Linked DNA regions of Homo sapiens: regions 1 and 2 are each linked to region 3. A link is a contact called in ENCODE Hi-C or POLR2A ChIA-PET data. All regions are on one chromosome and are shown on one strand. Each heading gives the region's core, a stretch centred on a gene start or an enhancer-like site at or near the end of the contact. The rest is flanking DNA. Distances are from core to core; before and after follow the strand shown. Region 1 holds the start of ARMC2 (armadillo repeat containing 2). Region 2 overlaps PDSS2 (decaprenyl diphosphate synthase subunit 2). Region 3 holds the start of SEC63 (SEC63 protein translocation regulator).

What was found. Hi-C counts contacts between places; a loop is a spot of excess contacts on that map. ChIA-PET counts read pairs that join two places held with the same protein, here RNA polymerase II (POLR2A). Pooled maps may share reads with other maps.
Region 1: a loop to region 3 is called in a map of CD8-positive, alpha-beta T cell, with 24 times the contacts of the local background. The contact joins the promoter of ARMC2 here to the promoter of SEC63 in region 3. A Hi-C loop is called at or near these places in 2 of 168 maps with a recorded cell type or tissue (CD8-positive, alpha-beta T cell and naive thymus-derived CD4-positive, alpha-beta T cell) and 10 of 50 pooled maps. POLR2A ChIA-PET finds 5 or more read pairs at or near these places in 1 of 52 experiments (MCF 10A).
Region 2: a pooled map shows a loop between it and region 3 (4-fold over the local background). The contact joins the enhancer-like site here to the promoter of SEC63 in region 3. A Hi-C loop is called at or near these places in 2 of 50 pooled maps. POLR2A ChIA-PET finds 5 or more read pairs at or near these places in 2 of 52 experiments (H1 and activated B cell).

Annotation. Positions count from the first base shown.
Region 1 is chr6:108,847,073-108,849,806 of GRCh38, reverse strand. It overlaps ARMC2 (armadillo repeat containing 2), which reads right to left and starts at 1,385. Exons shown (of 18, transcript NM_032131.6): 1 at 1,261-1,385. RefSeq lists a silencer at 1,028-1,127.
Region 2 is chr6:107,328,953-107,331,652 of GRCh38, reverse strand. The region is part of intron 2 of PDSS2 (decaprenyl diphosphate synthase subunit 2); the gene reads left to right. Among named protein-coding and RNA genes, the nearest start is that of PDSS2, 130 kb to the left of the region's middle. Within about 2 kb of position 1,337, at least 3 of the 41 ENCODE cell types and tissues checked have a DNase peak (open chromatin) inside an H3K27ac peak, as active enhancers do.
Region 3 is chr6:107,956,810-107,959,509 of GRCh38, reverse strand. It overlaps SEC63 (SEC63 protein translocation regulator), which reads left to right and starts at 1,302. Exons shown (of 21, transcript NM_007214.5): 1 at 1,302-1,624. The coding sequence starts at 1,501. RefSeq lists enhancers at 59-659, 1,262-1,863 and a silencer at 1,100-1,639.

The DNA of each region.
Region 1 (2,734 bases), core at 136-2,635, 890 kb before region 3:
ATCTATAAAAGGTGGATAGTAATAATAATTGCCCCATAGGATTGTTTGAAGAATTAAATGATATAATACATGTAAAGTGCGTTAGCACAGTGCTTTAAAAATGTTAACATTTTAAAATATGGCCCTTAAAGATGTTAACAATTATTGCCCAAGTGCTACATGATAAAAGGATACAGCAAAATCATTTCCACGAATGAAAAACTACATTTAAAAAAAGAAATTGCAAAAGAGAGAATGACGTTTGTTCAGTGTTTCTATACATAAGTTTTTTTTTATTATTATACTTTAAGTTCTAGGGTACATGTGCACAATGTACAGGTTTGATACATAGGTATACATGTGCCATGTTGGTTTGCTGCACCCATCAACTCGTCATTTACATTACGTACTTCTCCTTTTAAAAGGTGGGTGGTGGTACTTGCCTTTATGAAAACAGATAATTTTTATTAAGCATTTTATTGAATATCAGCTATGCCAAATCAACATCAACAACCAGAATCCCATAGATTAAGAAACCAGGATAAATATAATAAATGGTGCTTGCTTTTCAACCAAATTAAAGTATAATTATTATAAATCAGGGTGGGACGTAAGATCTGTTGTGTTACTTGTGGGAATGGATCACAAAAGGCATTATGTATACACTCCATGATTTTAAAGTATGTTAAATATTGTTACACATACGTTTTTATTTATTGAGGCCCTGTTGCCTGGAAGTGCCCAGATATAAACTGTATGACTCTGGCCCGGTCACCGCCTGCCTAGACAAAGCCCCTTAGTCTACCACTCTCATTCAACAAATATTACTGGGCTTCTTATTAAGCACCACGCACTTGGCTAAGTGCGACAGTACATAAATAAAAGACAACCGCTCCGGACCCCTGACAGCATGCACAGGGCACTCATCGTCTCTCTACCCCATCCGAGGACACACAGGCGGACGACGGCAGGAAGGGTCCCTGGGGAGCCGCTGGGGACACCTCACCTCCCGCTCGGACAGCGGCTCCCCCACCCACGGCAGTGCCCGCTCCTCCACGGTCCCGGCCAGGGCAGGGCGCAGCAGCATCCTCACCCCGCCCGGCCACCCTCCCACTTCGCCCCGCAGCCAGCGTCTCCATGGTAACCGTACACAAACTACCTCCCGCCGCCGCCCCGGCAGCCAGACCGCAGGGCCAGGCCGCTGCAGGGCGGGAGAGGCGGGCCGGGGAATGAGCTTGGCGAGGGCTCAGGGAAGGAGGCTTCCGACCTGACCCAAAGCACCTGTGATGAGCACTGGAGATAGCAGCGGCTGCGAGGTTCAATTCATCCTCCGGCTCTCCCCGGGTAGCGGCCAGGGATGCAGCGCTGGCGCGGGCGGGGTAACCCCACGACGCCGCTCGGCCACTGGGCCTGCGCGGGTCCCGCCAACGCATGCGTAGAAGCTCCGAGGCGTGGCGACGGCCGGAGCGGGTGGGAGGAGCCTGGAGAGGGCTGTAGGCCGGGAGGTCAGATCAGAGCAGGCGTCGTGGGCGGGTGTCCGCTTTTCGTTTAGCAATTTGCCGAACCACATTTGTTGCTCCCCTGCCGGATCCCAGCACCTCTGTTAAATAACAGCAGGCAGGACGGAAGCTTAATGCTTGTGGGTAAGAAGGATTTACTGGCTCAGGTTAGGGCTCTGTATAACCTGGAGCCACTTGCTGAGCTTCTGTTTCCTCCGATGTCAAGTGGCAGGAAATATTAATAATAGTACCTAGGTAGGTCTTGGGCTGTTATGAAGACTGCATGAGAAAATAGATGTAAAGCGCTATGCACGTGGCAATCAACGAATATTAAACTGTTGGCTGTTATTAAGCCCTTGCATTTGTACAGCCCTTCAGTTCGCAGAGTGTATGCACGTAATCGTACCTTCTGAGTCTGAGGTAGGCAGCCTGGCGTCCCCATCCACAGGAGAGGAACTGGGGGCCTGAGGTGTAGTGAGCAGGAGAAGGAGATTCCAGTCTAGGTCTCCCGTGGCCAATCGTTTTTTGTTCGTGCATCATCACAGTTGAACGGCAAAAAGCACTCCATTTATGTGTTTCTAGTTTAAATTCCCTTTTCTCCTGTTAGACCATTTAGCAACACTGTACAGTGTTAAATAAAAGTGAGATCATAAGCACTCTCCATTCAGGTTTGCACCACGTTTTATAAATATGGAGATTTTCCAGCTGAAGTGCTATTTGTCATCAACACTGGGAAAATGCCACTTCCCTTGGTGCTAAGCATCTTGTAAAGAATAATTAAATTGAAAATATTTTTGAGCACATACTATGTGTAAGGCATCGTGCCAGGTGGGAAATTATACTAACCTGAACTAAAGGAATGTAAATATTCTTCAAAATACTCAAGAGGATTTCAAACATAACAGAAAATAAATACCTATTCGTTGATTGGATAATTTTAGGACCCGAAACAGCCCTGGATTTTTCTGCTCATTCTTAGATAACTGACAGTCTTGTTGTAACTAAATCTCAACCACAGCTTCATTTCAAAACTATAATGTTGGGTGCAAGATATAAACAAATGCATCAAACTTCAAAAAGTCTTCCTCCCCCATTCCAGCCCCAGGCTTAAGGTCTCTAGCTGGCCTTCCCTGAAGGGGTGCACTAGGCTTAGGCTTGTCCCCGACCCCCACCCGCCCCTCTATTCACTAGAGGTTGTTTAAGGCCCAGCTTGGATCAAACTGGCAGTGAGGAGGAGGAGGAGAAGGAAGGAGATG
Region 2 (2,700 bases), core at 88-2,587, 630 kb after region 3:
CAAAGTGTATACTCTTTCTACTCAGCAGGAGCTATTAATCTGTATGCACATGGTGCACTGTGATGTAACCTTGTGTTTCTAATTCTTGTCTAGCCTCTAGGAAACAATTTCATTGCTTTTGGTCCTTCACATAACATGTTGGCAGATGGTCATTATAATCCAAGCAATTTGACTAAAAGAACTTTGGAAAAGAGTAGGGGTACGTTGTGAACATGAAACCTTTCCAAATAACATAAATGGGCTTTATACTCAAGTGTATAGAATCCACAGTTACATTTAGGGAATAATCCTGGCATGTAAACCCAGGCTATTTTCTATAATCAAACTTCATCTAGTAGGTCATTGGGGGTGTTTGGGTGTTTTACACACTTGTTAATGTGAAAAAGTAATTTGGTATAGTGCTATGAGAAACCATTAATTTGTTTCTCTACCCCTGAAGTCATTTGTTTAGCTCTTGCTTCCTTAATTGTTCAAGTGTAACTTTTGCTGGAGTCTTGTATCTATAATGCTACAGTGAATTATTTAACATTTGAGGGAAGTACTAATTTGGGAGCTTTTTAATTCACCTCCAAACTACTGGGATTTACCTTGTTGGTATTTTTTCTCTCATAAAACTTGACTTTGATATCAGATAACGGGACCTGAGTAAATTACCTGAAGGACCAAATGGGAGTTAGGTGATCTCTTTTGTTTGGCCTAAGGATATAATTGGTGCTGTGGATGTCTAGTGAACTAATCATATAACAGCCAGGAGAGGCAGAATTTAGGCTAAAATGTAATAACTACATTTTGAAAATCGGGCAAGAAAGCCACATTTATAAAAATGTACTGTAAACATTCGCCATAGCCTTTTGCCAACAAGACTGTGAACTTTAGGTTTATTCCACTAACCTTGACTTTTAAAAAATTGGTTGCAAAGCCAGTCAAGTATTACTAAATTTACAGTTATCCCTAGCTACAATCAAGAAAATGTTTACAACTTCCCATTCTATTAGTAATAGCATAGTTTTATTTTGTGTACAAAAGATAGTTTATTACAATATATAATGCATATTAAAAACTATAGATTTTTCTCATGATATGATTATTAAGTTTACAGAAATTCACGTGAATATTTTGGCTGATGGTTCCACTTTCTCGGTTGTTTTATCAAGAACTGACTCAATCTTCTCTTCTAACTAGTAGTTAAAAGCAGACCACAGACTGAACATATTTGCACTCTACTTTCATTTCCTGAAGTTTCCCAGCACCTTAACTGGTAGAAGAGACTGAAGCAAGTATGCCAAACGCACTTTCTTTTCTTCTTGAGTACCCGGCTAGACTACATTTCTCAGCTTCCCATGCAGGTGGCTGGCCATGTGACTGAGATCTAGCCAATAGAGTAGGAGTAGAAGTGATATTTACTATTTCCTGGCCATAAAAATGTTGCATCTGTAATACTCCTTAAGCAGATGATCTGGGAAGTGACCCATTCAAGATGAAAGTTGCCTGTGTCCCTGAATCACTCTTGAAGGAAAGTCACCTGCCCATCAGGAACATCCATACAGACTAGATGTATGAGAAGAAAAATCTATTTGTTAAGCCACTTAAATTTTAGGGTTTATCTGTTGACAGCAGCAAATGTTACCTTTTTCCTTTTTTTTTTTTTTTTTGAGACAGAGTCTCGCTCTATCACCTAGGCTGGAGTGAAGTGATGCAGTCTCGGCTCACTGAAGCCACTGCCTCCCAGTTTCAAGCAATTCTCCTGCCTGAGCTACCCAAGTAGCTGGGATTACAGGCGCCCGCCACTGCACCCTGCTTCTATACCTCACAAAGACGTGGGGTATAGAAGTACCTAGCAGGGCCCAGAACAGTACCAACATTGTAATTAATAGGCACTCAGTACATAACTGTTACATGATTGTATGAATTTATGGAAAAGAGACTAGCTTCATTATGTATGCAGGTATTATGGATTGAATTTTACCCTCCCAAAATTCATGTGTTGAAGTCCTAACCCCTAGTACCTCACAATGTGACCTTATTAGGAGAAAGGATCTTTACAGAGCTAATCAAGTCAAAATGAGGTCATTAGAATAGGCCCTAACTCAATATAACTGGCATCCTTATAAAAAGGGGAAATTTGGACATAGATATGCATATACAGGGAGAATGCCCTGTGAACTGAAGGCAGCCATCTACAGGCCAGCCTCACAGCCCTAGAAACTCATATATGAGAAGCAGGGAATGAAGATGAGGTGGAAAGGAAAGGTTGAAGTCACACTGTGAAGGGCCTGAGGAATTAGGGCGATATCCTGGATAAATTGTGGGGAGTTCAAGAGGCAGCAGAGTGGACTTGGAATCTGGAAGCTGACTGCACCACCTGCTAGCCGCACCTCAGTATGTACTTCACAGAATGGTTTTCAGAATTAAACGAGTGAGTAGAATACTGCATGGCATAGTAAGCATTCTGTAAGTGTTTGCTCTTATTCTTAGCTATTATCAAAAAGGTGTTTAAGCAAAAGGGGTCATGTTACTGTATCTGTGCTATGGAACATAATTAGCTGACGCTTAGAAGGTGACCCTGAGAGGTGAGGTCCAAGATAGAGAGTCAGCCAGGGAATTAGTGAAGTCGTCTAGGCAAAAGCTGAGAGGGAAAGCAGAGACATGGAGAGGGGTTGGAGCTGTTGCCCATAGCAAGCAGTTAAAAATTGGCTGAGC
Region 3 (2,700 bases), core at 53-2,552:
CCGCAGGGAGAATGCCAGTCACTGTCAGGAAATTTTAAGGTCCTGGGCGATGGAGGGTCAAGGGCACACTGGCTTTGTGGCATCAAAATGATATGGGTTTGAATCCTCAGACATTCTTTTACTGTGAGGGACCTTGGGCAGTCTCTCTGGGCCTCAATTTTCTCATTTGTAGAGCAGACATACTTTGCTTTATTCCATGGGGTTTACTGATGACTAAATGACACAAAACAATAAAGGTCTCAGCCTACCGCCTGAAGCTGGTGGTTATAATTAGCAGCTCTGGAATGGGTAGGGAACCATCTGTAACGGCTTGGGGAAATCTTCATCTGCAAGATGGGCACAGCGTAGATTCAAATCTGTCGCCCAGTGGAGAGCGATCCGGTCTCACTGCAACCTCCGCCTCCCGGGTTCAAGCGATTCTCCTGCCTCAGCCTCCTGAGTAGCTGGGATTACAGGCGCGTGCCACCACAGCCGGCTAGTTTTTGTATTTTTAGTAGAGACGCGGTTTCACCATGTTGGTTAGGCTGGTCTGGAACTCCTGACCTCATGATCCACCCGGTCTCCCAAAGTACTGGGATTACAGGCATGAGCCACTGCGCCCGGCCAGATAGTAAACATTGCTTTGAAAACACAACTGCAACCCACACCTCCCGCAACCCACACCTCCCCATCCCCCAATTTTTTTTTTTTTTGAGATGGAGGCGCGCGCCACCACGTCCGGCTAATTTTTGTATTTTTAGTAGAGAGTGGGTTTCACCATGTTGGTCAGGCTGGTCTCGAACTCCTGATCTCATGATCCGTCCGCCTCGGCCTCTCAAAGTGCTGGGATTACAGGCGTGAGCCACTGTGCCCGGCCTCCCACCCCCTATTCTAAATGACACTTGTTTCCAAAATATGGGGGCTGGAGGAGCAGATCCAGAACCCAAGGAAACGTGATCAACCAGGGCAATTAATCCAGAGGGCAGGACAGGCTGAGCCTCAGCTCTTCTCTGAATATCTGGGACCCCTGCGCAGCCAGGTGAACCGCCCGCGACCGCTGCTCCGGCGGGAAGCCTTCTCTGGGATCCTGTACGCCGACGCCCGGAATCCGGCGTGGTGCGCTGGGAAACTGAGCGGTGGAGGAAGGCGGAGCGGTTAGGGGCGGGACCCTAGGGGAGGGGTTGGGGGAGGGCTTTGACGTTAGGGCGGGGCTAAGGGCGAGACCTCGCCGAGTTCCACCGTTGCGCTCGCCACGTCTCCCTTAGCGAGCTCGCTGGGGACACGCAGGGGGAGGGAAAACTGAGCGGGGCGGGAACTATCTCCTCTCGCGAGAGCTGGCGACGGCGGCGGCAGCGGCAGAGGTGGCGGCGGCGTGTCCGTGAGAGTGGCGTGGGGGCGGGGAGGAGAGGCGGCGGCGGCAGTGTCCAAGCTACGCCACTCGGGCCGGGGCGTTGGGAGCGGGAGTGCAGAGCGTGGTCGTGGCGGCGGCGGTGAGAAGAGCGAGGCGGAGGAGGGGGTGCCATGGCCGGGCAGCAGTTCCAGTACGATGACAGTGGGAACACCTTCTTCTACTTCCTCACCTCCTTCGTGGGGCTCATCGTGATCCCGGCGACATACTACCTCTGGCCCCGAGATCAGAATGCCGGTGAGTCCCGCCGGCCTTTGCCCGCGAACCCGCGCAGGCCCCGCCAGCGCCCCCAGGCCCTGCGGCGCCCGCTTGCCCGGCCCCAGCCCGCGGCGTCCGGGATGACAGGGACGGTGCGGCCCGGCCTGTGTCCAGCGTCCGCCACTGGCGGGGCCCGGGTCAGCAGCGTTTCCCTCGGCGCTTCTCCACCTCCCTTCATTGTCCTCAGGAGTTTCGCTCGCTCCATCTTCTCCATTGTTGTGGACGCTCCTTGCAGCCTCCTCCTGCCTCTTTGTCTTCTCTGCCTTTGCTTTTATTGGGGATTTTTCTTTATGGAGGAAGCGGGATGGGGACTTGGGAGGTGAGCAAAGAGTTGGCCAAGAAGAGACTGAACGTGCGGGCACAACTCTCAGTCCGTCCAGTTCGCGGCCCTCATCCCCCGACTCCGGTTTCCCTGTTGCAGCTGCTCTTAACAGATGTTTTAGGGCATCTCTGAGCCGGGTGGCATGCTTAGGACTCCAATTGAGCTTTCCACCGCCTACCCCCGTCACTTCCTCCCGTTGCTTTTTCATTTGTTCACTCACTGTGGGGGTTGGAAGCAATGCCGTTATTCCTCTTAGCAAAAATAGGCTTTTTTCTATTTCCTTTTCTTCGGAGTTTCCTGTTTGTGACGGAAAAAGTGCAAGTATGAAGGATTAAGTCTCGTTTAATTAATCTTGTAGGGAATTTTGAGGTAGTGGGTCGATTTACTTTTGGTTCTAAGTCTTTTCACATTAAACAACATCGAATTAAAGCACAGAATAACAGATTCTTTTCATATTTCACTTGATGTTTGGGTAATGTTTGCATCCATTTGTTGCACTCTACTAGGACATATGGCAGATGGTATTCTTAAAGCTGATGTAACTGCGAGGGCCTAATGGGTTATTTATGGTAGTGTTAACAGTAAGGAGTGGGTTTTGAGTATTAACAACTTAGGGAAAGCTTTCTATTGCACAAGAGCTGTGCTAACTTGCTTAAATATCTTCTCTTCAATTGGGTGTGCTGGAGGTCTAGGTTGTCCAGGTTATATACTCTACTTGGAGAAGTTGTTAACA